Linked DNA regions of Homo sapiens: region 2 is linked to region 1. Evidence: chromatin loops called from intact Hi-C (ENCODE). Cell type or tissue: PC-9. All regions are shown on one strand. Each heading gives the region's core, and the rest is flanking DNA. Links, peaks and the distances in the headings are about the cores only. Region 1 has its middle 34 kb from the start of LINC01747. Region 2 holds the start of LOC105372567 (a long non-coding RNA gene).

Region 1 (16,582 bases), core at 3,602-11,601:
CTTTCCTCAGCCATGCCCAGTCTACTAATGAGCTTATCAAAGGCATTTGTTATTTCTGTTACAGTGTTTTTGATATTTATAGTTTCTTCTTGATTCTTTCTCAGAATTTCCATCTCTACTCACATTATCCTCTGTTCTTGTATATTGCTTATTTTGTCATTTAGGGCCCTTAGCATACTAATCATAGTTTTAGGAAAATCGCTGGTCTTACAATTTCAACATTTCTGCCACATCTGACTCTGGTTTTGATGTTCACTCAGTGTCTTCAAACTTTGTTTGTTTTTTGCCTTTTAATATTCCTTGTGTTTTCTTCTAGATACTTGAATATGATGTATTGGGTAAAAGGGATGCCTTTAAACAGGCCTTTAATGATGTGGTGGTAAGGTGTGGGGGAAGGGGAAATGTTCTATAGTCCTGTGATTAGTTTTGAGTCTTTCAGAGAGTCTGTGACTCTGGGTTGTAAACTTTGTAAGTGCTTTTCTGTCTCCCCACTTCTTAGGTGGGACATGATGGATAGACAAGTCAGGAATTGTGTACTTCTCTTCTATGTGGAAGGGTAGAGCTGCTGGAGTTGGGAATTTTGCTTCTCCCAGGCAGGGTAGAGTCTGGTAAAACTTAACCTTAGGTTAGGTTCTGGCTAAATAGTTTCTCCTGAGGGCAGATCTTGTTAAAAAGAGCAGAGTGCTCTGGCATATTTAATAATGGTTTCTATTTCCCTCCTCCTGCCAGAAGCATGAAGAAATTTTTCTCCCATTTTTGTTGTGAAGCATGCTGGGCTCCTGGAGGTAAAACTCACAAAAGTGTTGAGGTTTCCCTCTAACTGCACTCTCCCAGCCTGTTTTCATCTTGCTGGCTTGGCCACGCTGAACCTCCAGCAATTTGTCAGTTATGGGTCAGGTCTTCCTACCACAGCATGGGTTCCCACAGAGGTGTCTGCTTTGAGTTTCTTCTATGCTAAGTTGTGATTCGCTGTACCACCATCTTTACACTTTTAAAGGCAGCAGTTTACCTTGTGACCTTACTTTTCTGAAGAGTCTATAAAAAGTTATTGATTTTGTAGTTTGTTCAGCTTCTCACTTGTTGTGAGGACAGAGCGACAGCTTCCAAGCTCCTTACATGCTGGACTGGGAAGTGGGAGTCAGCATTGTTTTAAGTTGAGAAAGTCACAGCGCAGAGAGGCTGGCTTGCCTATGGCCACCTGATTAGCAACAGAGATACTTCTGTGAAGCAGGTCTTTAGACATTAGGGTATGAGTAGACTCCATGCCTTCTCTCTAGTTGTTCCTCAGAGATACCACAAAGAAACAGAATATAGGCTTGCATCTTTTGCAAAATGGTTGCAATCCACTTTGAACTGTGATCAGCCATTTGTTGGAAGCTAATTTGCTCTGCTAGTGGCTGTTATTGTGCTTGATATGGGGATGAGAGGGAATGTTTACTGAATGTCCACCATGTGCCAGAGACTGTTAGGACTTTCATGCACTCTATCTCCTTTAATCATCCTCAGGGATTAATGGGCTAGATCCTATTTCAAAGGTGAGGAAAAAGGTTTAGATCAATGGACCAGATACCACTTTAAAGATGAAAAACAGGTTTAGAGGTTAAACAAGGTTAAATGTGGTCACACAGCTTGTAGGAGGTGTTCTTTAGATCTCTGACCCCCAGGGCCCATGCATGGTGTTTGGGGCAGGGTCTGGTGGAAATGTTTTAGGCAAGAAATGAAACCCACTAACCCTGACCCTCACTTCTTTGAATAATAAAGAGAAGTGACTTCTAGATAAGATGACTATATTTGCTATCTATGTTGTATAACAAATTACTCCAAAATTTAGGTGATTAATACAACAAATATTTATTATCTTTGTGGGCCAGGAATCCATTTGTGGCTTAGCTGGGTGTGTCTGATTCAAGGGCTCTCATGAAGCTTCAAATTGTGGGCCAGGGCTGCAGTGTCATCTGAAGGTCTGATGAGTTGGGAGTGGGTGAAGCTCACTCATGTGGCTGTTGGCAGGCTCGGCTCCTTGCCATGTAGGCTCCCTGTACAGGGCTGACTTACTACCTGCTGCCCTGGGGTGAGCAATCCAAGAAAGGGAGGAGAGGGGGCGGGGGGAGGGAGAGAGAGAGAGAGAGAGATCGATCAAGACAGAAGCCACAGTCATTTTTTAAAAAAAATTATCTTTAAGTTCCAGGGTACATGTGGAGGATGTGCAGGTTTGTTACATAGGTAAATGTGTATTATGGTGGTTTACTGCACCTATCAACCCATCACCTAGGTATTAAGCCTAGTATTCATTAGCCACTTTTCCTAATGCTCTCTCTCCCCCAACCCCACCCCACTACAGGCTCCAGTGTGTGTTGTTCCCCTCCCTGTGTCCATGGGTTCTTGTTGTTGAGCTCCCACTTATAAGTGAGAATATGTGGTGTATGGTTTACTGTTCCTGTATTAGCTTGCTGAGGATAATGGCTTCCAGCTCCATTCATGTCTCAGCAAAAGACATGATCTTGTTCCTTTTTATGGCTGCATAGTATTCCATGGTGTATATGTATTACATTTTCTGTATCCAGTCTATCATTGACTGAGTATTTGGGTTGATTCCAGTCTATCATTGACTTTATTCAGTCTATAATTGACTGGGCATTTGGGTTGATTCCATGTTTTATTATTGTGAATAGTGCTGCAATGAACATACGTGTGCATGTATCTTTGTAACAGAATGATTTATATTCCTTTGGGTATATATTCGGAAATAGAATTCTTGGAGCAATTGGTGTTTCTGGTTCTAGATCTTTGAGGAATCACCAGACCGTTTTTTCACAATGGTTGAACTAATTTACATGCCCACCAACAGTGTAAAATTGTTCCTATTTCTACACAACTTTGCTGCCATCTGTTGTTTCTTGACTTTTTAATAATTGCCATTCTGACTGGCATGAGATGGTATCTTACTGTGGCTTTGATTTGCATTTCTTTAATGAGCAATGATATTGAGTTTTTTTTTTTTTAATACGTTTGTTGGTTGCATGAATGTCTTCTTTTGAGAAGTGTCTGTTCATAACCTTTGCCCACTTTTTGATGGACTGGTCTGTTTTTTTCTTGTAAACTTGTTTAAGCTCCTTGTAGATTCTGAATATTAGACCTTTGTCAGATGGATAGATTGCAAAACTTTCTCCCACTCTGTAGATTGCCTGTTCACTCTGATGATAGTTTCTTTTGCTTGCAGAGGCTCTTTAGCTTGATTAGTTCCCATTTGTCAATTTTTGCTTTTGTTGCAATTGTGTTTGGCAATTTTGTCATGAAATCTTTGCCCATGCCTATGTTCTTAATGGTATTGCCTAAGTTTTCTTCTAGGGTTTTTACAGTTTTGGGTTTTACATTTAGGTTGTTATTTCATCTTGAGTTAATTTTTGTATAAGGTGTAATGAAAAGGTCCAGGTTCAATTTTCTGCATATGTTTAGCCAGTTTTCCCAGCACCATTTATTAAATAGGGAATTCTTTCTCCATTGCCTATTTTTGTCAGGTCTGTCAAAGATCAGATTGTTGTAAATGTGTAGTTTTATTTATGAGTTTTCTATTCTGCTCCATTGGTTTATGTGTCAGTTTTTGTACCAGTACAATGTTGTTTTGGTTACTGTAGCTTTGTAGTATAGTTTGAAATCTGGTAGTGTGATGCCTCCAGCTTTGTTCTTTTTGCTTAGGATTGTCTTGTCTATACAAGCTCTTCTTTGTTTCCACAGGAATTTTAAAATAGTTTCTTCTAATTCTGTGAAGAATGTTAATGGTAGTTTGATGGGAATAGCATTGAATTTATACATTTCCTTGGGGAGTATGGCCATTTTTATGATATTGATTCTTCCTATCCATGAGCATGGAATGTTTTTCTATTCTTTTATATTTTCTCTGATTTCTGTGAGCAATGGTTTGGTTCTCCTTGAAGAAGTCTTTCACTTCCCTTGTTAGCTGTATTCCTAGGCATTTTATTCTCTTGGTAGCAATTGTGAATGGGAGTTCATTCATGATTTGGCTGTCTGCTTGCGTGTTGTTGGTGTATAGGCATGCTTGTGACTTTTGCACATTGATTTTGTATCCTTAGAGTTTGCTGACATTGCTTATCAACTTAAGAAGCTTTTGGGCTGAGACAATGGGGTTTTCTAGATATTGGATCACGTCATTTGCAAACAAACACAATTTGGCTTCATCTCTTCCTATTTGAATACCCTTTATTTCTTTCTGTTGCCTGATTGGCCTACCCAGAACTTCCAATACTATGTTGAATAGGAGTGTTGAGAGAGGGCATCCTTGTCTTGTGCCAGTTTTCAAGAGGAATGAAAGCCACAGTCTTTTTACAACCTACACTAGAAAGTGATGCCCTATCACTTCTGCCATATTCTGTTCATTAGAAGGAAGTGACTAGATCCAACACCCACTCACGGGAAGGAAATTACCTAGGGATGAGAATATCAGGAGGCAGGCATCAGCAAGTGCCATTTTAGAGGCTACCTGCCACAATGACCATTTGTTTATTTTCCCAACACAGTCTCAATCTATGCCTTTAAATATTTGTCCCGGTTAGGTTTCTTCTTTCCCTGTTTCTCTTTTCTTCCTTTCCCTCTAATTTCTATACAAATAAAACTATAAGCTATAAGGTGGGGCCAAACACGCTTGAAAAAATAAAGAATATTTACATAGTCAAAAAATACTCCCCTTAGTATACATATTTATTACAAAGGGGAAAAAGGTAGCTTTACAGTGGAGAAGTATGGCAGACATCACCTGAATTTGACGACAAAACCTAACTCATCAGCCACAGGACAAGTCGAAAGCATGTACAACTTGATAGGATGGAATAAGAAGAACACAGCATCGTGTATGTGATATTCCTGCTGGAGATGCATATCCTGCATTTAATCATGAGAGAACATTAGACTAATAAAATTAAGGGACATGCTATAGTCTGTACTCTTCAAAATGTTGGAGTCATGAAAGTCAAGGGGAGACCAAGGGACTCTTCCAGATTGTAGGCAATTAAAAACACATGTTGAATAAATGCAACCTGTGATTCTGAGCTGCATCATTCTTCTACAAAAAAATTACTGAAGTAATTGATAAAACCTGAATGAAATCTCAGGACTAGATGGGGTAATGCATCAGTGTTAATTTCCTGATTATGATGGTTCTATTTTGGTTATGTAGGAGAATGACCTTGTTTGTAGGAAATATATATTATCATAATCAGAAGTGATGGGACATTGCCTTAGCAACTTACTCTTAAATGGCTTCAAGGAAAAAAAAAGTTCTGTACTTGTAAATTTTTATAACTTGTAGAAGTACTTACAGCTTTTCTGTAAGTTTAAAGTTGCTTCAAAATATAATTTTAAAATGCCACAATTAGAGTAATAAGTTATATGATTACCTCACTTGTGGATATAGATGCTCCCCTAAAAATTCTCTCTCCATACTTATTGCTGCCCAAAATACTAATTCATTCTCATAGTTATGTCCTTTTCTCTAGAGAAAAATCTTGTGCAAAGCAATGTGGAGGACAAAGCAAAGTTCTGTGGCAGAACTTTGGAATGTCAAATCTTATTAAACTCTCCTATGCAAAGGAATTAGAAGAACAAAAATAAATCCCAGGTTTGGAAGCTAAATTTATATGAAGGAGAAGTTGAAAGATATTTCATTACCCAGCAAATTCTTAAAATGTCATTTCAGTCCAAAAGTGAAACTCTTGATCCACTATGAGGCCTTTACAAATTAAATTAGCCTCACTTATTTCCATATTTAGTCTATAAAATAGAAACAAAAAGGCATTTGTACATTCTACCAAACTATATGCCAATGATCGTAGCCCAAACTCTTTCTTTACATAGGTTGTCAAGGTTGTTACCACAAAAGCAGGTATCGTACACTCCCCAAGGTTCACAGGACCTGGGTAAGAGAAGAGGAAAGGCAATGAAAGTGTGAAGATCCTTGAAATAAAGATGATCTCCAATGGTAGTAACACCAGAATCCAGATACACAGAAACAGACTGAAGAAATGAGAGGAATAAAAGGGAATAAGTAGAAGTTGGAGTTTATAAGAAACTCCTGTAGAAACTATTCAATACCTGAATAACTGCAAATACTTTAGGCAAATGATTATGAGGAACTTAGAAGATATAAGTAGCTTTTGTAGTTTTTGCTTTGCGGAAGGAAGGAAGGCTGTGACTACTCCACTTGCCTTGGCTGGAGGCCATGTGCAGGTGGGTCCTTCAGCGGGCACTGTGTGGTTCCTGGCTTCCACCCCACCACATCATCACTGTGGCCTCTGACTGCTTGCTTCTCTTCCTCGTTCTGCACTCTCCTCCAGCTGAGTTTCACTTAGCAAAACAGACGATGTTCAGTCTTCACAGGTGGGAGTCATGAAGGTCAAACATTACATTCCCCAATTTGATCTAATCGAAGACATACCCTCCCCAAATCTAAAATATGTAACACACTCAACGGCCTCTGCTTTGTTGATTCTGGGAACTACACCAAACACAGTTTTGAGACACTTGCTATTTCCTTTCCATCTAGAGCCACTCCTCACTCTCCTCATATTTTCCCCTGAAGCTGTTGGATTTATTTCTAAGCTCTGGAACCTTGAGTGGGATGATTCATATTCCAAGTATTTTTTCCTTTTTTATACATTTCTTAAGTTATATTTTTCAAGGAATTTGTCCATATCATCTAAGCTGTGCAATTTATTGACATCAAGCTGACCATAATGTACTCTGACCATTCTTTTGATGTCTCCAAAATCTACACTGTTGCTTCCTTTTCCATTCCTGATATTAGAAATTAGAGTTGTCTCCTTTTTCCTTGATCAGTTCAGCTAAAGTTTCATTATCTACATTTGAAATCCAGACTCTGTCCCTTTTCCTTGTCCTCAAATGCAATTTGGTCAGAAGCTGGAGGATTTACAGGACTGGGTGAAGTCAGCGTTGGTTGAGGAGGGGAGGGTGCAGATGGGGTCAGGAGCAGAACTCTGAAGGTCAGGAGGCTGATAAGGAGGGAATTCAGTGACTCAGAACTGGGTGGATGCAGCGCTGAAGTGTAGAATAGCCATGGTTACACACCCTTCCGCAGTTGTTATAGGGATATTTCCTGGTAATGTATTGTAAAAGGACAATTTCCCAGTATATTTTGCTCAAGTCTGGAGAACTGAACATTTACGCTCTACAGCTATGTATTAAACTCACAGGCACTTCAGACAAGTTGAGATGTATAGTGTAGATCTCTCTCTAATATGGGGAAGAAGCGACACAGGACTTGAGACTCCAGAAAGGGCAGAAGAGCTGCTTCTTCAAAGCTCTGTCTGTGTAAACCATAGTTACCTCTGAGATGTCGGAATGATGGTGATTCTTAGTTTCCAGTGTTTTACCATGGCATGCGTTATTATTTAATAAGAAAACCAAATATTTTATTATTATGCATGCTACAATTTTGTGTACTAGGAAGTGTGCTAAACAGAAAGAAAAATACCAATAAAATGAGTTGTAAATGAGCTGTAAATAATATAAATGAATAAAATCAAATATATAAAATAAAATAATACAAATGTGAGGCCACGATGAAAAACAATGTATGTATATAAAGCCTAAGCTTCTTTTTATAAGATACCAAGGCCTTCCCTTTGGTCTCAGATCAGACCAGAATAGAGCCCTCAGTCTGAACCTCGGGGCATTAATTTTTAAGACTTGGTTCTTCGTTTCAATGATGACATGCTTGCTTGGGTTACGCAGTAGACACTGCACCCGTGTAATCTGGAGTTGCTAGCTGACCTTCCCCTGAGATGCACAGTGGAACAAGGACAGTTCATTCAACCTTCTGCAGAATCCTGAGTAGATGAGAGAGCCAAGTGGAAAGATCTGCTGAATGTGAATCTTTAAAATTGCAAGCTCCTCCAGGTTGGCCACATGCGCGTGAAGGGTAGACCACCCTCTCTCTCTCTATGTGTTCTTGATTTAGCCACTTGCTTTTCAAGATTCCTTTGTGCCTGGATTTAAAATGGGAATTTGGTCTGTCTTATAATTTGTGAGGTAAGATCTTTAAAGTGAGAGACAACACTGAAAGATAAATGTATGAAGAGATGATGTTATGCATTCAAATTTAACACTCATCAAGAACACATTAGACTGTCCCTTAGAAAAACCCACCAAGTGCAGTTGTTTTGGCTTCTTTCAGGGTCTGGGATCCCTTTGTGAGCCTCATGACGCAAGGACCTTTGCTTCATAAAGAAGGCACGAAATGTGACTTTAGAAAGCTCATGATTTCCAGAACCCAGAGTGGATCCTGGTTCAGAACGACTGCTCCAAGGGCCACACTTCTGCGCAGGTTTCCCCAAGAGTGCATTTGGAGGAGGACTTGAGGGATGCTCCCTGGTGCTCCTCTGTCAATGCTTTCTTTGTTTTATTCTGCTTTACTCTAGGTCTTCTCAGAGCTCTCAATATGGTTACATGCATGGGGAATCTTGTTTCTCAAACTTGCTCTTGGAGCAGAGTTGCAGTGGGGGAAGTGTGGTCTATGGGCACAGCTCCCACTAGGGCCTGCAGCTTCCTGGTTCAAGCAGAAGCCTTGCAAACATATTCATCTGGAAAAAGCATAGCACAGAGGCCCCAGTTGCAGAGATGCTCCGGAAGCCTGAGGTATGCACAGGGCTAGTGAGCTAAGAATATTCCTCTGTCGCCTTTTCAAGGACAAGGGAAGCCAGGGTGGAGACTGTGCTGAGCTAAGGTAAATATAAAACAATCCCAGGGCGGTCCCTCAGAGGAAGGCTTAGCTCCCCGGAGCCTTGGGTAGAGACGCTTCCTGCCTGCCTCGGGGAGTCCTCCTGCCAGGAAGAGGCCTCAGACTCTGCTATGTCTGGCCCTGTGGGGTGATCCCACGTGCTGGGAAGGAGGGAAAAGCAGGGTGGGGTGGGGCACCCTGACATTGTTTCAGATCTCCTGCAGTACGCCTCACTACATGATAAAGCAAAACCAGACTTTGTTTTAAAATAAAATTTTTATTTTAGATTTTTTTTTCTCTTATGGCCTTCCCCAAAGACAGATTTAAAAGAAATTATTTTATTATGGAAAATTTCCTGCAAATGCATGCATCAACTTCCATGCACTCGTCGCTAAGGTACTCCTGACCCGTGTCCTCTGTAACATCCAGCCCTCCTGCAAGGCCCCACTGGACTATTTTGAGGCAAAGCCAAGTATCATATAATTGCATCCTTCAGCATGTATTCTAACAGATCAGGGAATATAAATCCATACTGTGATACCATGAGCATACAAAAATATCATCACTTCATGTTATGTAGTAAGTTTCAATTGAGACTTGCCATTTCCTCATTGTTTCATGAATGCTTTTTAACAGGATTTTGTACAAACAGAATCCAAACAAGTTCTGCATGTTATATTTAACTGATATGCCCTAAGTTTCTCTCTCTTTTTTTTTTTAAAAAAAAAAAAAACAACAACTGAGGCTTAAAATGCCTGGCATACTGTCCAATGATTTAATTGTGTAGCTTCGTGAATGTTTAATAACGCCTATCTAGAGTCACATTGCACTGCTCAGATCAAGATGTGGACATTCCCAACTCCCCACACCTCTGGCTCCTTCCGGTCATCACCCACCCACCAGAGGGAATCTGTGTTCTGGCTTCCCTCAACACAAGCCCTTTAGCCTGTTCTTTCTGAAAAAAAAAAAAAAAAAAAAAAAAAAACCACCAAAAAAAAACTTTAATGTTAGTTTCAGGGGTACATGTGCAGGTTTGTCGTATAGGTAAATTACATGTCTATGTCTTGGGGTTTTGGTGTACAGCTTATGTTGTCACCTGGCAGATAAGCATGGTACTCAGCAGGTAGTTTTTCAATCCTCACTCTCCTCCCACCCTCCACCCTCAAGGGGTCCCAGGTGTCTATTGTTTCCTTCTTTGTGTCCATGTGTACTCAATGTTTAGCTCCCACTTATAAGTGAGAACATGTGGTATTTGGTTTTCTCTTCCTGTGTTAGTTCACTTAGGATAATGACCTCCAGCTCCATTCTTGTTGCTGCAAAGATCATGATCTCGTTCTTTTTTTCTGGCTGTGAAGTAGTCCACCTCTAGCCTGTTCTTAAAATTCATAGAATCTTACATACAGTGTGTGCTCTTTCCTGTCTGATTTCTTTTGCTCAGATTCCTGCCTGTAGACTCTGCCATGATTTTGCAAATGTTGCAGTTGTCATTTTTTTTTGTAGTACTTCATTGGTGAATGTGGTTTTATTTTGCTGTCTGTATTGATATGGATTGCTTCTATGCTTTGGCTAGTACTAATAATGCTGTTATGAACATTTCTGCCCACGTTTTCTGGTAACATAGCACTCCCCTATGAAATGTTTCGACCTCAGGGTAGGTACACTTTAGCTTTCGGAAATGTCCCCAAGTAATTTTCCAAAGTGTATGAATTCCACTTGTCACACATCCTTATGAACACTATGTTATCTTTTTGTTAAAGCCCATTTTGATATAGAGTAAAAAGATTATCCCCTTGATTAAATTTAAGGTAGGCTCCTCTGAGTTCTCCTTTCTTTAAATTTTTTAATTATACTTTAAGTTCTAGGGTACATGTGCACAACGTGCAGGTTTGTTACATATGTATACATGTGCCATGCTGGTGTGCTGCACACATTAACTTGTCATTTACATTAGGTATATCTCCCAATGCTATTGGGAAAACTGGCTAGCCATATGTAGAAAGCTGAAACTGGATCCCTTCCTTATGCCTTATACAAAAGTTAATTCAAAGGATTAAAGACTTAAATGTTAAACCTAAAACCATAAAAACCCTAGAAGAAAACCTAGGCAATACAATTCAGGACATAGGCATGGGCAAGGACTTCATGTCTAAAACACCAAAAGCAATGGCAACAAAAGCCAAAATTGACAAATGGGATCTAATTAAACTAAAGAGCTTCTGCACAGCAAAAGAAACTACCATCAGAGTGAACAGGCAACCTACAGAATGGGAGTTCTCCTTTTAATAGACCTCAATTTTGGTCAATAAATCCTTGAACAAGCACAAACAGTTTCTAACAGCACAAGACCACATCCCCAAGAGGATGCTAGCCCTCATTTAAATTGCCTTCCTGGGAAAACTTAAGGCTGTTAAAATAATTTACAGTTTGTTTCAGCCAATACCTGAGGATAGGGCTTCTGTCTTCCAGCCCCAGTCTCAGGAGGATGAGACCCTAACACTGAGGATTGTCAGCCTGGTCTCGTTTACACGGGCTGATATTTCATGAATTTTAACTTTTCTGTATGGCCTGCCCACTTCCTACTTCTTCATTCTCCTTTTAAAATGCCAGTTTACCTGCGTACAAATGGAAGTTGAGTTCCCTTCATGGAGGACTCTTTTCCCTATTTCACTAGTTATTACTAAAATCGGTCCTTACCCCTTTACCTAGTGTCGGGCTGTTTATCTTTGACAGTAACAATAGCTCATCATGGCTTTACTTTCCATTTTCCTGATGGCTGATGAGGTGGAACATCTTTTCACATGTATTTGGGTTTCTTCTTCTCTGAGGTATCTATTCAGGTTCCTTTGCTCATTTTTTTTAAGCTGTCTGTTTCTTAAGTGTTTTTATATAAGTTTTTTTTTCCCTCCTAAAATGGCATGTGAAGAACAAATTATCCACAGAGGTTTAGAATAGAATAGATTAGACATGGACAGTTTAAAGGTGAAAGAATAGAGCCTAAGAACAATGAAAATGATAAAAGTGTTGGTCTCTTTCGAGGATTTAGAAAGAATGGGATTATGCAATGGATCTTTTGTTATCTTCCAAAAGAAATCCATTTCTTGGGAACAAGATGAGCATAAAAGTAATGAAACACAAATGACTTCGTGACTTATATGAATGATGGAAAAAGATGATTATTGGAAAGACATTATACTAATGTATAATAATAGAAAGCAAATAAAAAGAGTAAAAGTTTGGAGAAGGTTATGAGTTCTATGTAAAACTCTTCATAAAATATTCTACTCTTTCTACACTATGATAAGGCTCACAAAAATACATAACATAAAAATAGTCATATTTTATCCAGTGGGTTTTAAATATTTATGGAAGTCCTCATGATTCTCTTTAATAATGACATTTTTGTATATAAAATGTCAAGTGATCACTTCCTTAAGCTTATGTTTTCTTGGGCTGACATGGCCCATTACCACATGTTCCTGCTGCAATCCATCCCTGTCTCCTTTTGAGGCTGACAGCAGGGTCAAGGGCTCCCTGAAGGGCTTGTTCCATTGGGTGTGGGACTTCCTGCCCAAGGGCCTTGCCTTTCCTGAAGGAAAAGTGAGGCTGTCCCAAGGGGAAGGAAGAGGAGCTCAGAGCTAGTAGAGAGGCCCACTCCCAGGGACATCCATGCAGGGGGTGAGGCACTGCTGGGATGCTTCTGATGGGGACAGTCCAGCCAGCATGCCATTGCAGCCACAGCCATCCCAGGGCAGTGCCAGTTGCAACTCAGTCCCCCCAGCAGCTGAGTACAGACGTCACCAATTGGTGGCCCACCAGCAGAGAAGGGCTGCCAGGGGCTTGGCCGTGGAGCCTACAGGGCACCTGCTCAGCCAGCCTGCTCCAGTCCCCCATGCTGGGGTGGGTGCTTCAGAGCTTTCAGAGCAGATTGAAGGGTGTGGAAAGAACAGAAGTGAGATAAGAAAGGAGAAAGTGTTAAGGACCCGAAAGAAAAGTCATGTGAACACAAAGAGAGTCCACAGCAATGTGTCCCATCCAACAATCCTTTGACCATGGGGAAGCAGCCTTTCCTTTGGGGTCATGGCTGGTGTGCTGGGTCCAGGGCTGCCTTGCTGAGATCTGCTGAAGCAGAACACAGGTGCCAGCAGAGCACGGGGTTTGGGATCAGATAGGCTCTTTACTGGGCCATGGGACCCTAGGCAAGATTTTTTTGTTTAAATCTTTCTTTATTTCAATAGCTTTGGGGGTACAAGTGGTTTTTGCTTACATGGATGAATTGTATAGTGAGGAAGTCTGAGGGTGATGAGGCACCCATCACCTGAGTAGTATATATTGTACCCAATATATAGTATTTATCCCTCACTCCCTCCCACCTTTTCTCTTCTGAGTCTTCAAAGTCCGTTACACCACTGTATACTTCTGTGTACTCAAAGCTTAGCTCCCACTTGTGGTGAGAACATGTGGTATTTGATTTTCCATTCCAGAGTTACTTCACTTAGAGTAATGAAGGCAAGATGTTTAATGTGTCTGCAGATCAGCTTCTGTTTGTGCTGTGCTCATGAGCTGAATCACTGCAGGCTGAATCCCAGCTGCCCAGCTATAAATGTTTGCCTCAAAGAAGGTGCTCAGACCAGGTGCGGTGGCTCAAGCCTGTAATCCCAGCACTTTGGGAGGCTGAGGTGGGTGGATCATGAGGTCAGGAGATTGAGACCATCCTGGCCAACATGGTGAAACACCGTCTCTACTAAAAATACAAAAATTAGCTGGGGGTGGTGGTGAATGCCTGTAATCCCAGCTACTTGGGAGGCTGAGGCAGGAAAATCACTTGAACCTGGGAGGCGGAGGTTGCAATAAGGCAAGATCATGCCACTGCACTCCAGCCTGGGCAACAGAGAGACTCTGTCTCAAAAAAAAAATGAAATAAAATAAAAAAAGATGCTCGGTGAATAGGAGACTCCTTTGAGCGCTCAGTATGTAGGTTGGGCAGCAGCTAAAGAATGATGCAGATGCCTTCTTTATGGAGGATTTTGTTTTGGAGAAGCCCCTCTCACCTGCCTGACTTCCCTGTGGCAGAGGTCAAGTCCAGTTCTCAGAGCTCACACCTCTGTCCAGTCAGCCTGGCAGCCCCTCCCAGAGGCACATCAGGGCAGGAGGTGAGGGTCAGTCCTGGTAGATCTGGAACCAGTACTGGCCTCTCGAAAGCACCAGTAGACAGTGATACCTGCCTGGGGCTTCACATCAACAAAGATAAGTGGGTAAACAATACTGGATAAAATGGATGAGCCACTATCTTTTTTAAAATATGATTTTTTTTTTTGAGATAGAGTTTCACTGTTTGTTGCCCAAGCTGGAGTGCAGTGGCTCGATCTCTGCTAACTGCAAACTCTGCCTCCTGGGTTCAAGCAATTCTCCTGTCTCAGCCTCCATAGTAGCTGGGATTACAGGTGCCAACCACCACACCCAGCTAATTTTTGTATTTTTAGTAGAGATGGGGTTTCACCATGTTGGCCAGGCTGGTCTTGAATTCCTGACCTCAGGTGATCCGCCCGCCTCAGACTTCCAAAATGCTGGGATTACAGGCATGAGTCATTGCACCGGGTCATTTTAAATTTGATTTTTAAAACATCTGTGTCATCACTAAATTCATTTGGCAATCCAGCTGGTGGGGCTATTTGGTAATTTTTCCTCCATGATGTGTTAGAGCTATACTCATAAGTTTACCATCTTTTCTTGTATCTTTTATCTTACTCTTTTTCCTGTTCCAGGGACTATGTAAATAAGAAAACAGCATTCACACCTTTTTATTGCTTACCTGAATTAGTTTAATGACCATTCCTTTATTTCATTGCTCATCATTGTTTTATCCCACAATCCTTACTGAATACTCCCATGGCCCATGTGCTGGGCTTAGAACTGTGGACTCACAACATGCAGGTCCCTAAAATCAAGGAGCTTGTGTTCATGTGAAGGAGATCATCAAACCAAGCATCATATTAGGATTGGGGTGTGCTCTAGGGCATTCCCTGCAGCAGTTACAGTGAAGCTAGGAACACTCAATGCTCAGCAATAGAAGAGCTGAATCAGTTGTGGGCTAGTTATACTCTACCCTACTAAGAAGCAGTTAAAATGAGTGGAGAGGATTTAGATATAGTGACAGAGGAAGACTGAGACACACAGCATAATATACTCTTCAGTAAGAATATATCCTGTTCATGTGTGTGTATGTGCATTTCACATGTATGTCTTAGTCTGTTTGTGCTGCTATAACAGAATACCACCAACTAGGTAACTTATACCCAGAAATTTATTGGCTCACAGTTCTGGAGGCTGGGCAGTCCAACATAAAGGTGCTGGTTGGTTTGGCCATTTGGATTCCAAGATGGCACCTTGAACGCTGAGTTCTGCAGTGGGGAGGAAGTCTTTGTCTTCACTTGGCAAATGGCAAAAGGAGCCAAAACTTGCCCTTTAATAATAGCATTAATCCCATCGATAAGGGCAGTGCCTTCATGACCTAATCATCTCTTAAAGGTCACATCTCTAATATTATGATAACAGCAATTTACTTTCAACATATGAGTTTTGGAGAAGGCAAACATTCAAACATAGCAATGTATATAAGCATCTTGCAAAAATGTTTATTTTTAATGCTGTATATATTGTTTGGAAACACTTTTTATGTAAAAATAGATACAGATGCAGGTATAGGTGTAGGTAAGCACAGATAAAAGTTCTGGAAGGGAAGGCTTGTTTGGGTTAAAGGAAGAGGATTGGGATTAGGTTTGTTTTCAGTGGGGAATTTAGCTGTGGCAAATGTTTAAATATTTGCAGGGAGAATGCATGCTTGTATTATTATTATTATTATTATTATTATTATTATTATTATTATTATTTTGGGATGGTATTTCGCTCTTGTCCCCCAGACTGGAGTGCATTGGCACAATCTCGGCTCACTGCAACCTCCGTCTCTTGGGTTCAAGCAGTTCTCCTGCCTCAGACTCCTGAGTAGCCAGGATTACAGCCATGTGCCACCACGGCCGACTAATTTTTGTTTTTTTAGTAGAGATGGGGTTTCACCATATTGGCCAGGCTGGTCACAACGTTTTGACCTTAGGTGATCCACCCGCCTCGGCCTCCCAAAGCACTGGGATTATAGGCGTGAGCCACTGTGCCCGGCCTCATGCTTGTATTATTTATGTAACTAAAAATAAATTTTAATTATATATTTCCATTTTGGGAAAACAAAAAAGAATTAAAGAGACAGACTATTTTAAGAACATCAGCGTCACTAACTGAATAAGGAAATTGTACAGATTTTGAAGATTTTATGTGATTTCTTGGTTGTTGTGTAACTTCCCATTCACATACTCATTCATTCATTCATTCATTCAGTTTTATCAATCTCCCTTCTGCAAAATATTTGAAGTTGCTTACAAAATCATATACATATAGAACTTCATAATGTACCATCAAAATAAAACTATATTAAAATTATATCTATGTTATACCTGTATGTGTGTGTGTATGTGTGTGTGTGTATATGTATATACGTTATACACATACATAGAAGGCAGATGTCATTGGGCGCTGACTGAATCCTGAGTCTGGGTTTCCTGATAGTTAGAAGACAACCTTCTTACTGATACTACCAGAATGAACACATACACAATATGGTGTGCTTTTTCCAAAACACTGAAAACCTGTTGTTCATTCCCTGAAAGGAAACAATACCTTCTCCTCTCACTGCACAAAACTGGATATCCTAGAAAATTCAGTGCCAATCAAAACCATGACAAACACTTTGTTTTTCTTAGGGAGTCAGATTTAGATTCTTAGGTG
Region 2 (16,582 bases), core at 3,342-11,341, 59 kb after region 1:
GGAAAACTTTGATGGAGAAGGGCTGGGTTTGGGAGGTGATTAAGAACAGAATGAATGCATAGATCATACTCTAGACCATGGTCAGCAAATCCATGAGCAGTCACAGGCAACGTACAAACCCACAGGCTGCTTTCCCACTGCAACAGCAGAGGAGAGAGGTTACCACAAGGACTACATGGCATGTAAAGCCTAAAATATTTACTATCTGGCCTTTTAGAGGAAAAATTTGACAACTCTTCATCTAGAAAGTCATGAACACACTCACCTGGGTGCCACTTACCCTGTGATTGTCCAATAATTTTGCTTGGTTGAGTTTTACAAGATTACTATGGTGTTAGTCCTTTTTGCATTGCTATAAAGGAATACCTAAGTCTGGGTAATTTATAAAGAAAAGAGGTTTATTTGGCTCACAGTTCTGCCTGCTGTACACAAAGCATAGAAACTGCATCTGCCTCTGGTCAGGACTTCAAGAAGCCTTTACTCATGGTGGGAGGTGAATGAGGAGCAGGCATGTCCCATGGCAAGAGACGGAGAAAGGGAGAAGGGAGGAAGGTGCCAGGCTCTTTAAACAACTAACTCCCACATGAACTAATAGGGAACTTGCTCATTACTGCAGGGAGGGCACCAAGCCATTCATGAAGGATCCACCCCCATGACCTAAACACCTCCCACTAGGCCCCACCTCCAACAATGGGGATCATATTTTAGCATGAGATTTGAAGGGGCCAATCATCCAAACCATATCAACTAGCGTGGCAACAAATGTAAATATATATATACACACATTCAGACAGACACACACATACAGACAGACACCAACAGACACAGATTCACACACTTACATAAATACAGACACACACACATACACAAACATATACACATGTACACCTGCATACTTACCTACATACAACATAATAAAGAACAAGAAAAAATAAAAATGGCTACATCAGGGAGTATAGAGAGTAGGAATGAGTCAGGGTTCCTCAAGCCTATGCTGACACACCCTCCTGTGTCCCCTGAGCACTCACTGCCCCATGCACTCTACAGACATTTTTACTGCATGTGAGTGAAATCCCCCATTCAAGGGTTGCCTCTGGGCACAGGAATGTGCTTGGTTCTCATGTGGGGCAGCAAAGACATCCCTAGAATGTGCACTTAATCAAGGGTAATGGGAGTTAGTGGACCTCTGGCCCAGCTTCCTCACTCCTGGGGTGGGGCAGCACTGTGGACAGGGAAGTCCCAGAGGGACTAAGCTTCAGTAGCCCACAGATGCCTGAACATGTGTCATTTATGGCCTTCCTCCTCTGTCTCACCCCATTCCCCATTGTTACTCTCTGGGGTCACCCCCAAAATAAGCTGCTGCACTCACAGTCTTGCTCCACACTGCACTCGCAGCCTGTCACAGCTCCAGCATACTCTGACCTTGGCAGTGGGATATTTTGCTCCCTGTCTCCCTTTGCTTGATAAAATGTCCTGTATTTTTTCATATGAGAATAGTAATAGGATGAATTTAATAAAGAGTTGTTGATAATATCTGATTTTCTTACTTGTTACCCAAAACCAAGGAACACATACAAAAAAAAAAAAAAGTAAATCAAGAGTGAGGACTGAGCCTAATCTCCTATGCCATACAAAAAGATTCTAAGTCAAGTCAGGCTTTGGGCATTAGAGGCTCTTTGTTTAAGTGAGCAAAGGAAGAGGAACTGACATTCTGCATTTTCATCTCCTCAACTGGGAGCCATTGGTATATGTCCTACAGCTAGGGAGTCATTTGCTCTACCAGCTGCAAACTTCACACTTGCCTATACCAAGCATTTTTTTAAGGAGTGTACATAGGGCTAGACACAGCTTGGGATGAGGAGGGAGCATGAGTGGCTCTGAGGGAGGAGTCTCTGGGAGGAGGTCACTAAACACACTGATGAACAGTGGTTTTTTCCCCAGCCCTTAAGTTACCAAGAAGAAGGGTAACATTTGCAAAAGAGAGGAGCTGGAGGAATAAAGTGAGAACAACCTTCAGAAAAGAAGGTGCTCAGGGGAAGCAGGTGCTTTGAATAGAGTATGAAAGAATGAAGACATTGAGGATTTCCCCTCATCCATAAGATGGGGGAGGCTTGTTGCATGAGATACCCAGGGGTGGGGGAGGTGGAGAAAGATGCCTTGAAGACGTGGCATCAGGTTTCCTCATTGGACATTTCTTCATGCCTTTTTTGGAGATAGAATACTGGCTTGAATGAACTGAATGGACCCGTTATTTCACTTAATATGCTATTTTGTATGTTTGTAATAAGGATCTCTGTTGCAGAAAATTGAGTCTATTGTGCAAAGTAGGTCATCCTCTCCCTGTTGTAGTTTTGGATCTGCTAGTGGCATCTGTGGTCACCTGTGAGTCTCATGTTTCACTAAATAAAGAGTTGTGAATCACAGCAACTCGGGAGGCTGAGCGCTGCCGGAGCTAGGCTGTAAGACCAGAACCTTCAGTCAGCTCTCTGAGGATGGGGGTAGACTCACGTATGTTCCACTTGGATGCCAGGGATCTGGAAAGACTGGAGAGGAAGCAGTTCACCCAGGCAGAGCAAACAATCATGCTGGCATTCTCTACTTGGAGGGAGAGTTAATAGAGGCCACCAGTGCGGCATACAGACATGGGTGTCTTGCCAGTTCATTTCCAGGTCTAGCTTCTGGGTCTAGCCCAGGGTCCAGCTGCTCCACAAGAAGCTATCACCCAAACGGGTTGTGACTGCAATGGGTGATGTAACTTGGTGTGGTGGGGGTAGAGGAGAATGAGATGAACAATGTCCAAAGATAAAGGATTTCAAAGAGTAAGATTTCTTCCCAGGAAGCAGGTCCAAGGAGAAAAATCTGAATCCATGGTGTCCAATGCCAAAGGCCCTAAGTCCCCCTGTCCCCAAAAGGACAAGAAGATGTTAGACACAGTACGGAAGGGAAGACTTTGCTCCGAGTTAGATGTTGAGAGAACCTCATCATTAATCTGAAAAAGGAACACCACCAACAACAAAACAATTAACACCAAATTAGAGTTGGGGGAGAAAACAAACATACCAAATTAAAAAAAACAGTGGGAAGTGCAAATGATTCCTGATCTCTGCAGAGGCATTTCTTATGGATTGAGAAATGGCCAGCTTCCTGGAAAATTAAGTATATCTCCTGCAGATGCTGTCAGGGATGCGAGGAGCAAGAAGACTGCACTCAACAATAGTCAGTGGACACACAGCAATGGAGGGCGGCTGGCAAGAGCTGGCAGACTTGTGAGAAATCCGACCTTCTGGCTAGGCCCCTAAAGAGTTCTAGAATGCTGCTCTTTCAGATATCTATGGAGACAAAACGTATAGTTTGTTAATATCAGAAAGAATGCAATTCACTGATATTTACTGAACACGTACATGAAAAGCACAGTGACCACCTCTTTGTAAGTAGCAGGGACTTAAACACGCAGAGTTCAGTCACACCAGCTCCTGGCCCGCTGCTCACTGTGTGCTGAGCTCTCCTGGGCTCATAAACCTGTGCTGAAGGTTGTTCTGTGCTGCATTTTCCTCATCAGGATCTCAGCCTTAGAGGGTTTGTGTGTTAAGTTCAAGGTCCCACGTTACTGAGCTTGTTTTTGTGATTCCCTTAGTCTTCCTTTCTTGGTGATGCCACACAACCTCCCAGAAACTAGGGAAGCCATGTCTGATTGCAGACCTGAGGGAGAGCTACAGGTTGTTATTTTAGCATTAGATTTTCTAGCATAAAATATTAAATCCTATCTTAATAAAATGTAGCTTGAGATAAGCTTCCACAATTAACATGGAAGACAAAAAAATGTTTCCTGATAATCATCCGTGAGGCTAGAACTTCTCTCTAAGAATAGAGATATGAATGTCTGCACTAGGAAAGGATGAAGGCTCTTCATTAAGAGGTGGCAAAGTCAACGTTTGAATGGTTTTAGCCTAGTCTTCTCCTTATGAGGATCAGAAAACTCAAAGCCAGCACTGAGGGAATGGTTTGATCTCCTTTCTTGAAGGAAGATTGCAGAAGGGCTTGGAAAAGTGAATGATTAACTTGACCACATTTCTCCTAGGGCCGGGAAGTGAGTGCACTCAAAGCAGGATTTCCTGGCAACTGCTCCAGTAATGTCTTACTGAGAATGGAGAAATCTGGAGGATAAGAGGAAAGAGGAAAAATGGTAAATTACAGACTGTTTCAACAGCAAAACAAAGGACTCTAGAGAAAATCGGGAAACTCCAGTCCTTTGGGGAGGGTAGAAACAATGCACTATTGTTTTCTAGAAGTCTTCATGGAAGATATTTTATCCATGGAACTGCACACTGTGGAAGCCTTGCAGAACCCGTGTCACATCTTAGGGACACACGTCCCAGCCTGCTGGAAATCTGAAGAACCCAGTATGGGGGAGAGGAAGCAGTGTGCAGACCATCTAGTGACATCCATTAATTCATGGAGGAGGGAATTGAGGTCCACAGTCTGCTTCTACACCCCAAAGGAAAAGGGGAGTGTTTTACAACTTATTTGAAATGTGAAGGACTGGCCTGGCACTTAGTGTACTCTTGGTTAATGACATGTGGATTGTTTTAATGATGCCCAAACACTCTTGTAAAGTGGAAAATATAGGCAGCCTGGGGTGCACATCAGGGTCAGCATCAGGGAATATAAGCTCATTAGTAGGTTAACACATACCTCCTTTTCCTGCTGAAAACCATGGCTGGCCTCCAACCAGAAACGCCCCTTCATACTTTTGAAGCAGGTCTTTAGTCTCCCTACACATCTTGCCTTATGTGATCACATTCCTTCCCTCCTGCAGCTGCCCTGGATTGAGAGAAATATAGGAGGCCAGGGAAGAGATTGGGTCTCTTCCCTCTGATCCTGCAGGCTGATGTCCTTCTCCTCCGAGCCACTGCCTTCCTGGGGGCTGCCTCTTGTGTCATCTAAACAGGCAGACATTTCCAGGTTTTGAACCCATCATTCATTCCAGGCCCACTGAGCACAGACTGCATACAGAACAGTGGGGCCTTGCACCTGAGGAGAAAGTGCACCTGCAATTCTGGAAACACGCTGTGGAGGCACAAAACCTCTCTGGGGGCACAAGACTAAGTGGAGGCCTCTGAGAATGGGGCATGGGAGTGAACCATAAGAAGAGAGGGAGGAGTGTGTGAACCAGAGTTCCAGGACTGAAGTCCCCAGGAAGAGCAGGTGGGAAAATCTGGAAGGGAATTTTCATTCCCTTGCGAACTAAAGAGATGGAGTAAAGAGGCCAGTAATAGATTTGGGACTGGACCACAGGGGGCCTCTGGGACCATGGTGAGGACTGGAGCTTTCATGGAGCAGAGGGAGGCCGGTGAGGGTTTATGCAGAGGGGAGGCTTAACTTAGCTTACACCCAGTCTGAAAAGTTCATTTCGGTTGTTGTATATAGAACAATGGAGAGGGGAGTGGGCACAGGGAGGCTAATTAGGGAGCAGCTTCAGTAGCAGGAGGTGGTGCTGGGTTGCTCTAGGATGGAGACATCAGCAGAAGGGACCCGGGCCTGTGTGAGACACCTGTTGAAGGAAGGATCCACCGGGCTTGCTGCTGGACTTATGTGGGGCTGAGGGAGAAGGGGGACCTGCCAGCCCAGCTTGGGGTGGGAGCAACTGGGTAAATATGGTAAACAGGAAACATCAAGAAATAAGATACTGGGTTGGGGAAAGTTACGGTGAGCTCAGCTTTGTACTTGAATTTTAAGTGTCCAGAAGACAAGCAGTAGGGTTTGCTACTTGACTTCAGTGCACTGAAACTTGTTTGCTTTGCACACAAAAGTGGAGGCATTGATACCTCTCCCACAGGGCCATTTTGGATTGAGGAGCTAATCTGCACCAAGTTTTCAGAAGTGGTAAGCAGTATGGCAGTGTGAGATAGAATATCCATTGGAAGAGGAATGTATCAGTTAGCAGGCAGAAATGCTGCTTCCCAAAGAGCAGGGTCAGTGGGGTCATTGTGGAAAGCGGCTGCTAGCTTGAGCAAGCAGCCCACACTCCCCAACAACACATGCATTCCACACTCAATTCTGCATGTGTGTCTATGTGTGTCTGCATTACTGTGAGAGTGTCACATGTGTGTGTGTGTGTGCCTGTGTGTTTGTGTATTTGTGTGCATGCTTATGTGTTCAATTCATAGGAGCTATGAAGAAATAAGAAACAAATGGGAGGGAAGTTTCTAAAATGAAAGCTAAAGAGATAATCCCAGGCTTTGGTGAACATGTTTGAAATTCTTTGCTCTTCTGACCCACGTCAGCAGGGTGACTGGGCAGGAGAAGGTAATACTTCAAAGAGGAAGAGTTTCCTTGTGGACATCCAAGAAACACTGACCAAAGCACTATGGGAATAAAGGAAAATGATAAATGGATAGAAAGTCCTGAAAGGCACACAGAGATGTAGAGATGTGCACTTTTCCAAGTGGAGAGGAATGCCGATTGCATAAATACCTGATAAGATAGTTCCTGGACAGTCTCATCCTGTTCCAGAACATAGGGCAACTCATGAATTCCAAAGAAGCCACTCACCCATGAGTCAGGGGCACAGACACCTGACAATAGATGTCTGCTTTTCTTGCCAAGCTTCTCTCCACCCTGGCTTATTCTTCTCTGGAGAGCTTACTCTCTGACCTCAGGGACAGGAATATAAAACCAGGGGAGTCAAACGCAGCATCCTGTTGCCCTGGCCTAGAAAATAGACCTTGATGTACTTGTCGCCCTAGCATGAGTGATCAGAAGTCTTCCCCAGGATTTTTCTACCAGTATACAGACAAGAGTGTCCAAGGCTGACAAGAAGATCTGCCAGCCACCATGCCTCCAGACTCCCAGTAAGCCCACCTGGAAGGAACAAAGCTAATACTCAGTCAGCTATTGCTGTGTAACAAGTCACCCCAACATCTAGTGTCTTACAACAACGGCATGCTCATCTTTCCTTATTCTTCATTCTGTGGTGGAGGGGCAGCTCTTCTGCTGGTCTTCCTTTGGCTCCTCATGAGGCTACTAAGCACCCAGGCCCTAAGCACATGAGCTTATTGAGCCTCTGCTTGCATCATGTCACTGATGTGTGATTGGCCAGAGCAAGTCATATGGCCAAGCCCAGAGCCAGACTAAAAGTGGACACCACGAGTCATGATGAATCAGGATCCATCATTGTGACCATTGACCGCAGCAAAGTTCAGATGCTCCTGGTGGCATCAAAGTTCATGGTTCTGGGGTCTCTTTCTTGTGTCACCACCATGTGAAGATCCTTGATTGATGAAGACCAGCAGACATCAGAGATTACTCTCATTCCATAATGCAGGGAAATATTTCTAGCCAGGAAGATAGGGAAGAGAGAATACCTTGTTTATTCAATCTGCAGGAAGTGTTTACTGAGAAGATATCAAAACCTTATCTAGAATAAAAAGAAGGATTACACACCTTACCAGTATTCAAGTAGCTCACCATCTGAGAAAATAAGCCATTCACATACAGAAAATTAAAGTACAACACATCGATGGAGACGCCATGAGGCGTCTTACTGAGCATGTACTAGGTGCTTCAACATCCTTTCACAGCAGTTGTGATTTTATCCCACACTCAGAGACAGAACAAGAAAGCTTGGAGAACTCATGCAACTTGCCTGAGGCAGAGCTGGCAAGAGAAGCCATCATAGAGGAGGCAGAACTTTCTACTATGGAAAGTCCCCAGCAGCAAACACTACCCCAGTGCTGTGGGAGGTTCAGTTGTGACGGGTAGGGTGGTGTGAAGCTGCGAAGGAACAGACTGCAGTGCTGCAGGGTCAATATGGTGAAGCAGGGGCTGGGGTTCCTGAGGCCGTGTAAGAAGGGCAGTATTATATTAACTCTGATGGCTCCTACTGTAATCCATGCCCCTAGACTTCCCATTTTACCCATAGTACAGCTCTTCATAATTATATTGTATTATTGATAAATAAAATTATAAAGAGCCACTTTTTAGAAAATGCAGCCAGTGATTTTCCTGGTCCTCCTTCCAATCCTCCTTGGAAAAGTGCCATAAGCAGCCAATGTCAATGGAACATCTTCAACTTACATATTCGAACAACTCATTGGGCAGGCTGAACCTGTGTATTTCATGGATAACAACGAGTTGCCTTTTGATGGCTGGCCTTCTCCAATGCCTCTGAGATGGCAGCTGGCCTGGGCATGGCTATGGTCCAGACATATATCAGATCAGAGGAAAGGATATGTTTTACCAGTGACCCATAGGTAGATGCTCTCTCCTTTAGAAGATCACTGTTTTAGTCCATTCCTACTGCTCTAACAAAATACCTTAGACTGGGTAATTTATAAATAATGTAAATTTATTTCTCATAGTTCTAGAGACTGGGAAGTCCAAGATTAAAGGCACCAGCAGATTTAGTGTCTGGTGAGGGCTGCTATCTACTTCCAAGATGGCATCTTCTCCCATTCAAGTACTAACCAGGCCTGATCCTGCTTAGCTTCCAAGATCAGATGATATTGGGAGCATTCAGGGTGGTACAGCCATAGGCCAAGATGGCATCTTCTTGCTGTGTCCTTGCATGGTGGAAGAGCAAAAGGGTAAAACAGACTCCCCCAAGCCATTTTATAAGGGGACTGATCCCACCACCTCCTAATCATGTTGTAACGGCCCCATCATTTAATACAATTGCATTGGTGTTTCAACATGAATTTTGGAGGGACACAAATAATCAATCATAGCAACCACAATATACCAGTGCCAGCATGATTTTAATATGTCGTTAGTACCCATTCCTGTAGAAGAACATGTGAGGGTCTCAGATGTTCATGGTAGATGCTTGCTTCCCTGTGACTCTGAGGCAGATCTAAGATGTACACTGCTGACACAAACTGAATAATCCCAGAGAACCCTCCAACAATTCTTCTCCCCAGCAGTCTTTGGGCCACTATAATCAGAGCCAAGATTTTAACCTTGGCTGCGTAGACAGACTCTTTGGGAGAAGACACAGCTAATTTTCAAAATGTTTCATTAGAAAGCCTCATTATATCGTCAATTTAAACCTATCCTGACCATGATCCTGTAAAGATTTCCTTCCTCCATCAATCTAGTTCATAGCCTTAGAATTACCTCTACCAAACAAATTGGAAAGAAAAGACCTTCAGATGGGGCAGTAGCAAAGACTGATCAAATCCAGTGAGTTGCTTTGTATTTTCCTGAACCTTGGTTCCCAGGTATGAGAATGATGTGCATGATTAGGAATTAAGAAGAGTCTGGGATCCTGTCACCCATCAAGGCAAAGATTTATCTTAAACTGTCATGCAAAACAAATGTGGCATAGAATAACCAGAGTGTCATGGAAATATTAGTGTGGTTGAAAGTACGTGTGTTTAAAATTTTGTTAATACTGCCAAATTGTCCTAATGAGGGCCACACCAACTTCCTCTGTCTAGAGCATCTCTTTCTTCATCGTCACACAGTATTATCAGACTTCTGTCAAGCTGAACAACAAAAAATGGTGTTTCACTACTGCTATCATTTGCTTTCCTTCAGCCATGAGATGGAGCATCTTTTAATTTTTTATAATCCATAAGTACTTCTTTTCTTGTAGCTATTTTTTATATCCACTCTCCATTTTTCTTTAGGGGTTATATGATTTTTCTTATTGAGTTGTATGAGCTTTCCATAAATTCAGAAAATAACATTTTTATGCATTATGATTGTTTTCAATTTTTTGTCTTCTGCATTTGTTAGTGATTTTATTTTTAAGTTGTCATATTCACCAATTGTGTCTTCAAAGCCTTCATAGATTTTCAAAATTTTCTTAGAAAGGCCTATTTCACTCCAAGGTGATACACATTCATCCATAATTTTATACTGTATTTTTATTATGGTAAAACCTTTGATTATGTGGAATCTGTATCAGAGGAAGGAGTGAGTTGGGGATCTGGGGATATACACATATCTTCTTCTCAAACTTTTACCAATTGTTTTTCTTGGCTCTTTCCTATGGTGCTTTATATTAAGAGGTTTTTCTGACATTGGGCTACTTATTACAACACTTGTCCAAAGTGCATTATTTCCTTAAATAGCCAGTGATTCAAATGTCCTATTATTTAATGTATGTTTTCTGCATCTACATTTGTAATCACACTTGGTCTTTTCAGTTTCTATTTCTGTGCGACAGTGTTTGCTTCCTGCTTTTTGCTCTTTAGATTGCTTATTTTTCATGTGATACATTTTAATATTTTGTTTCTTGATTTATCAACTTTAGATAGTATCTATTGACTCCATCTCATAAAAGAAAACACAGGCATCACACTGGTTTCCACAGCCCTGTACTTCCTTCTAGTTTTGGTCACTTGCACATCTATTTTAGGCCTTTGTAACTTTAAGCAATGTATCTAAATTTGCTTAAAACAATTTGCTCTATTATCTTTTGCTACATAATAAATTACCCTAAAACTAATGGCTTAAAACACCAATACTTATTTATGATTTCTGCTGGTTTCTGCATTGCAGGAATTCAGACAGGGCACAGTGGGGACAGTTTGTCTCTGCTCCATGAGACTGGAGGCCTCTACTGGAAGACTCGAAGGCTGGAGCCTAAAGCCATCTGCAGGCTCATTCACTCATATCTGGTGGTTGATGCTTGTGTTGGCTGAAAACCTAACCGGGACTCTTAGCTAAGATGCCTGCATGGAGTGTCTCCCTGCAGCCCAGGCTTCCTCACAACATAGTGGCCAGCTTCCAAGGGTGAGTACAGAGAGGAACAGAGAGAGAGAGAGACAGAGAGAGGAGATCAGCCAGGTAAAGGTGGTATCCTTTCATGACCTAGCCTGGGAAGTCACACAGCATCATTTCTGCCACTTGTATTCATTAGAAATGAGTCACTAAGTCCAATCCAAATTAAAGGGGAGGGGATCTAGTCTGCTCCATGATGGGAGGATTGCAAAGAATCAGCAGATGTTTCTTAAAGTCACCACAGTGGATGATATCCTTAGAATAAGGATCACGATGTATGATATATGCTGTGTCCTGCAAGGCTTTGCATCCAAAGAATTTTTAGGAGTGCCCATCTTCCAGCACATCCTTGACCATGCTGCTTCTCTCTCCCCACAGTGGATCTTACCAGCCTTTTAGTTCTCAGAGCTACCACTGCCCTTGCATATCACGATACGCGCTTCTGCCTAGAACCCTCTTCCCCACACTTTACAGAGTAATTCACAGAGAATTACTCTGCAAATAATTCACAGATATCAGCTTGGTTGTCACTTCCTCAAGGAAACATTCCCTGACCTCCCTAGCAGGGTTGATCCCCCCGGCTATTCACTGTCACACTGTGGTGTCTCTCTCCTTCATGGCACTTGGTGACAATCTGCATCTCTTTCTAGACAGTAAGGTCCTCGGAGCAGAGACTGCTGCTGTCCACCAGCATCACTTAGCACCTAGCTCACACTCAAAAGTTAGTACACACTTAATAATTACTTGTTGAGTTAATCTGTCTCTTGATTTATTAGACATAAGGAATATCTATCACAAGGAAAAATGTGAAAATTGATACACTCATACTTCCTCTCATTCCTCATCTTCTACCTCTAATTATTTGTTGGTAAAATGCATTAATTTTTCATTGCCACATTCATCATATTTTTCTGGCTATTGCCATACTTTATTTAAAATAGGATTCTTTACTTAAAATAGAAATGTGTTTGAGTTTATCACTTGTGCTTTTGTGATAATGCTTCATTTCATCTTCTAGTTGTTTTTATTTTATTTTCAAGAAGTTTATTTAAAATGTGCCATGGATTCCATAATCATGTCTTCCTTTATGTTTGATAATATCTGTCTGTTGCTTCTATACCTAAAAGAGAACTTGCTGCGTAGGATATTTTTGGGTTACACTTTCTTTGCCTATGCATTCTGTATTGTGAGGCAGTTTTCTTGGCTCAGAGCTCAAACTCTGTGTGTGACTACTTGGTTTGACAGCTTTCTCCTATACTAACTGTATAATCTTTCTTTTATTTTGCTGAGACAGGGTCTTTCTCTGTTACCCAAACTGGAGTGCAGAGGTACCATCTTGGCTTACTGCAACCTCTACCTCCTGGGCTCAAATGAACATCCTATCTCAGCTGCCTGCCCCACCCCCACCCCAACCACCATACAAGTCTAATTTTTCTTTTTTTTTTTTTTTTTGTAGAGATGGGGTTTCACCATATTGGTCAGGCTGGTCTCGAACTCATGGGCTCAAGCAATCTACCCACCTTCGTCTCCCAAAGTGCCGGGATTACAGGCATGAGCTACTAAGCCCAGCCTAACTGTACAATCCTTAGCAAGCTAATTAATCTCTTCATTCCTCAGTTTTCTCATCTGTAAAATGAAACAATAATGATGTTCTAGACAGGATCATAGCAAGGAAGAAAAGGCATAGTTAAACTGGTAATTTGAAGACAGTTTAATAAGGGAATATTTGCAAAGTGTCAGCTACTGACAGCAGAGTGACTTTCTCTACACCTCTCTCACCCCAGGCCTGAGTGAAAAACAGGAAGGAGCAGTTTCTAAACCCAGGGACAAGGAGGGACATATGAATAGGGCCTCTTGACAGGAGCTAAAATATATTGTCAAAGGATAAAACCAGAAGCGGGGGAGCTGGAGAAACACATAACTCATCTTTCCTCCTTATCTTTGGGTCATGGTCTCGAATGGACAAACCCAAATGGAACCTTGAGAACAGGAAAACTAAAAGACTATTTAGCACCACCCTGGTAGCTTGAAACTGGGCATAATGGAAGTCTGTCTACCACAGGCATCAAAGGCATCAACAAATACTGCAAACATGGGCCTCTTTGTTGGAGAGCCTGTTGTTTAACATTTACTAGCACACCACTTTTTCTGAGACAGAAATGAGGGTGGAGGTGGGTGGAGAGGGTCTCTGGAAGGACAAAAGTAAAAATGTTCTGCCACCAATTCCCGTGAGTATTAAGTGAGAGAACAAAGACATACCTTGTTTTCTTGTGCTTCCCTTCGTTGCATGTCTTTGATAATGCAGTTTTTACAAATTGGAGTGTGTGACAGCCTTGAATCCACACCATTTTTCCAACAGCATGTGCTCACTTCTTTCTCTGTGTCAAATTTTGTTAGCTCTCATAATACTTCAAATTTTTCTTTATTATTATATTTGTTGTGATGATCTTTAATCAGTGATATTTGATTCTAATATTGTAATTGTTTTAGAGCACCATGAACCGTGCCCATATAAGATGGCAAATTTAATCTAGAAATAGTTTGTGTGGCTTTTGTTTTTCAAACAGTCTCGCTCTGTCACCCAGGCTGGCATGCAGTGGCATGATCTCGGCTCACTGCAACTTCTTCCTCCTGGGTTCAAGTGATCTCCTGCCTCAGCCTACCGCATAGCTGGGATTCCAAGGGCACACCATGACACCTGGCTAATTTTTGTATTTTTAGTAGAGATGGAGTTTTGCCAGGTTGGTCAGGCTGGACTTGAACTCCTGGCCTCAGGTGATCCACCCGCCTTGGCCTCTCAAAGTGTTGGGATTATAGGCATGACCTACCGCACCCAGCCGTTTATGTGTTTTGACTGCCCCACTGACCAGCGTTTTCCCTTCTCCTTCTCTCTACCTCTCCTAGGGCCTCCCTATTCTCTGAGACATAGTAACATGGAAATTAGGCTAATTAATAACTGTACAATGGATTCTAAGTGTTCAAGTGAAATGAAGAGTCACATGTCTCTCATTTTAAATCAAAAGCTAGAAATAATTGAGCTTAGTGAGGAAGGTATGTTGAAAGCCAAGATAGATGGAAAGCTAAGCCCCTTGCACCAAGTTAGGCAATCTGTGAATGCAAAGAAAAAGTTCTTGATGGAAATTAAAAGTCAGAGAACATATAAATGATAGGAAAGTAAAACATCATTATTGCTGATAGGAAGAAAATTTTAGTGGTCCAAATAGAAGATCAAACCAAAAGAAAATCAAACAAAAACCTAATTCAGAGTAAGCTCTGAACTCTCTTAAATTCTATGAAGGCTGAGAGGTGCAAGAAAGCTGCAGAGGAAAAGTTGGGAGTTAGCAGATGTTCATTCTTGAGGTTGGAGGAAAATAAAAAAGCCATCTTCATGACATACAAGTGCAAAGTGAAGCAGCAAGTGCTGATGTAGAAGTTGCAGCAAGTCATCCAGAAGATCTAGCTAAGCTATTGTTGAAGTTGACTACCCTAGACAACAGATTTTCAGTGCAGATGAAACAGCCTTATCTTGGAAGAAGATGCCATCTGGGACTTTCATAGCTAAGCAGAAGTCAAAGACTGGCTTCAGAGTTTCAAAGGACAGACTGACATTTTAGGGGCCAATGATGCTAAATCTACTCTGCCTGTGCAGAGTAGATAAATATGGAACAGCTAAGCTTGGATGACAGAACATCTGTTTCCAGCAGGGTTTACTGAACATTTGAAGCCCACTGTTGAGACCTAATGCTCAGAAAGAAAGATTCCTTTCAAATTATTACTGCTCATTGACAATGCACTTTGTCACCCAAGAACTCTGATGGACATGTATGAGGACAGTGTTTCTTCATGCCTGCTAACAAAACATCCATTCTTCAATTCATGGATCAAGGACTAATTTCAACGTTCAAATCTTATTATTTAAGAAATACATTTTGTAAGGCTGTAGCTGCCATAATTAAATAAATTACTATCTAATTTATCTGATGGATAAATTAAGTTGGGCAAAGTAAGTTGAAAACCTCTGGAAATAAATTGAAAACCTCTGTAAAGGCTTCATCATTCTAGATGTCATTAAACTATTTGTGATTAATGGGGTAAGGTCAAAATATCAACATTCACAGAAGTTTGGAAGAAGTTTATTCCAACCCATTGATGCCTTTAAGAGGTTAAAGATTTCAATGGAGGAAGTCACTGCAAATGTGGTTAAAAAAAAAATAAGAGAACTAGAATTAGAAGTGGAGCCTGAAGATGTGACTAAATTGCTGGAATTTCATTACAAAAAAGCCTCAAACTCGGGATCATGCAATATACCCTTGTAACAAACCTGCATGTGTAGTCCCTGGATCTAAAATTAAAATTAAAATTAAAAAATTCCTGAACAGATGAGGAGTTGCTTCTTATGAGTAAACAAACTTAATGGTTTCTTGAGATAGCATCAACTCCTGGTGAAGATGCTGTGAACATTGTTGAAATGACAGCAAAGGATTTAGAATATTCCATAAACTTCATAAAACAGCTGCAGCATTCGAGAAGGTTGACTCTAATTTTGAAAGAAGTTCTACTGTGGATAAAACACTGTCAAACAGCATCGCATGCTACAGAGAACTCTTTCCTGAAAGGAAGAGTCAATCAATTGTGGCAAACATCATTGTTGTCATCTTTTAAGGAATTGCCATACCACCTCAACCTTCAGCAATCACCACTCTGACCAGTCAGTGGCCATCAACATTGAGGCAAAACCCTCCACCAGCAAGAGATTACAAATCACTAAATAAAGACTCACATGATCAATAGCATTTTTCGGCTGTATTTTTAAATTAAAGGATGTAGGTTGTTTTTTCTTATATAATGCTATTTTACACTTAATAGACTACAATATAGTATAAACAGCTTTATATGCACTGGGAAACCAAAAACCTTGTTTCACTACTTTATTGCAATATTAGCTGATTTGCTGTATTGTGCTGGACTGGAGCCAAACCTGCAATATCTCCCAGATGTGCCTGTACATGCTCAGTATTCAGACAAGATTGGGGGCGCTCAGGGTGGTATGGCTGTAGACGATATCCAGTGTTCAACACAGTGCCCCACACTCTGTAAGCAGGCAATGGAGTGTTCTGGCACCAAGTGTTCAAGTGGGGAAGTTAAATGGAAGCCAGATTTTCCTTATAATTCAATAACTCTGCCTGGATGCCATAGATGTCTTTCTTCCTCCTTGATTTTCAAGAACTTAGCCAGGCTGGGACGATTTTTCATATCAGATTTTCCAGGAGTATGTTGTGTCCTGTGCTCTGCAAATTTGTTTTTCTTGTATTATAGGTTTGGATACTTGCTGTATCCCATCTATCGGGTTCTCTGCTTACATTCCATCGCCTTCGTATCCCGTGTCTATTGTTATGTGATTATTTTTACCTCTTGGCCTCTTGGTGACTTCTCCATATTCACTATGCTTATCTCAAGTGGTCCTTTTTTTTTTTTTTGAGACGGAATCTTGCTCTGTAGTCCAGGCTGGAGTGCAGTGGCACGATCTCTGCTCACTGCAAGCTCCACCTCCCAGGTTCACAGCATTCTCCTGCCTCAGACTCCCGAGTAACTGGAACCACAGGCGCCTGCCACCATGTCCGGCTAATTTTTTTGTATTTTCAGTAGAGACGGGGTTTCACTCTGTTAGCCAGGATGGTCTGGATGTCCTGACCTTGTGATCCGCCCACCTTGGCCTCCCGAAGTGCTGGGATTACAGGCATGAGCCACCGTGCCTGGCCCTCAAGCGGTATTTTTTAGGTTAGTGATTTGATATTCAGCTATGTCTAATCTACTCATGGTGGCTTAAATGTATTTGCTATCTTTATGGCCCTCG

What was found. Hi-C counts contacts between places; a loop is a spot of excess contacts. Peaks named below come from ENCODE experiments on the same cell type or tissue, not always from the same donor. Only the 100,000 strongest peaks of a DNase experiment are listed, where the experiment ranks them.
Region 2: it touches region 1 in a loop (3-fold over the local background); 5 of 110 quality-filtered maps call a loop at or near these places.

What each region holds. Positions count from the first base shown.
Region 1 is chr20:22,710,636-22,727,217 of GRCh38, forward strand. No RefSeq gene overlaps it. Among named protein-coding and RNA genes, the nearest start is that of LINC01747, 34 kb to the left of the region's middle. In PC-9, for the core only: no CTCF peak of the experiment used is centred there; DNase peaks (open chromatin) are centred at 6,286 and 7,046; H3K27ac peaks cover 2,188 bases.
Region 2 is chr20:22,769,454-22,786,035 of GRCh38, forward strand. LOC105372567 (a long non-coding RNA gene) reads left to right here and starts at 3,357. Exons shown (of 3, transcript XR_937350.3): 1 at 3,357-3,427; 2 at 4,079-4,183; 3 at 4,287-4,763. In PC-9, for the core only: no CTCF peak of the experiment used is centred there; a DNase peak (open chromatin) is centred at 6,538; H3K4me3 peaks cover 443 bases; H3K27ac peaks cover 2,185 bases.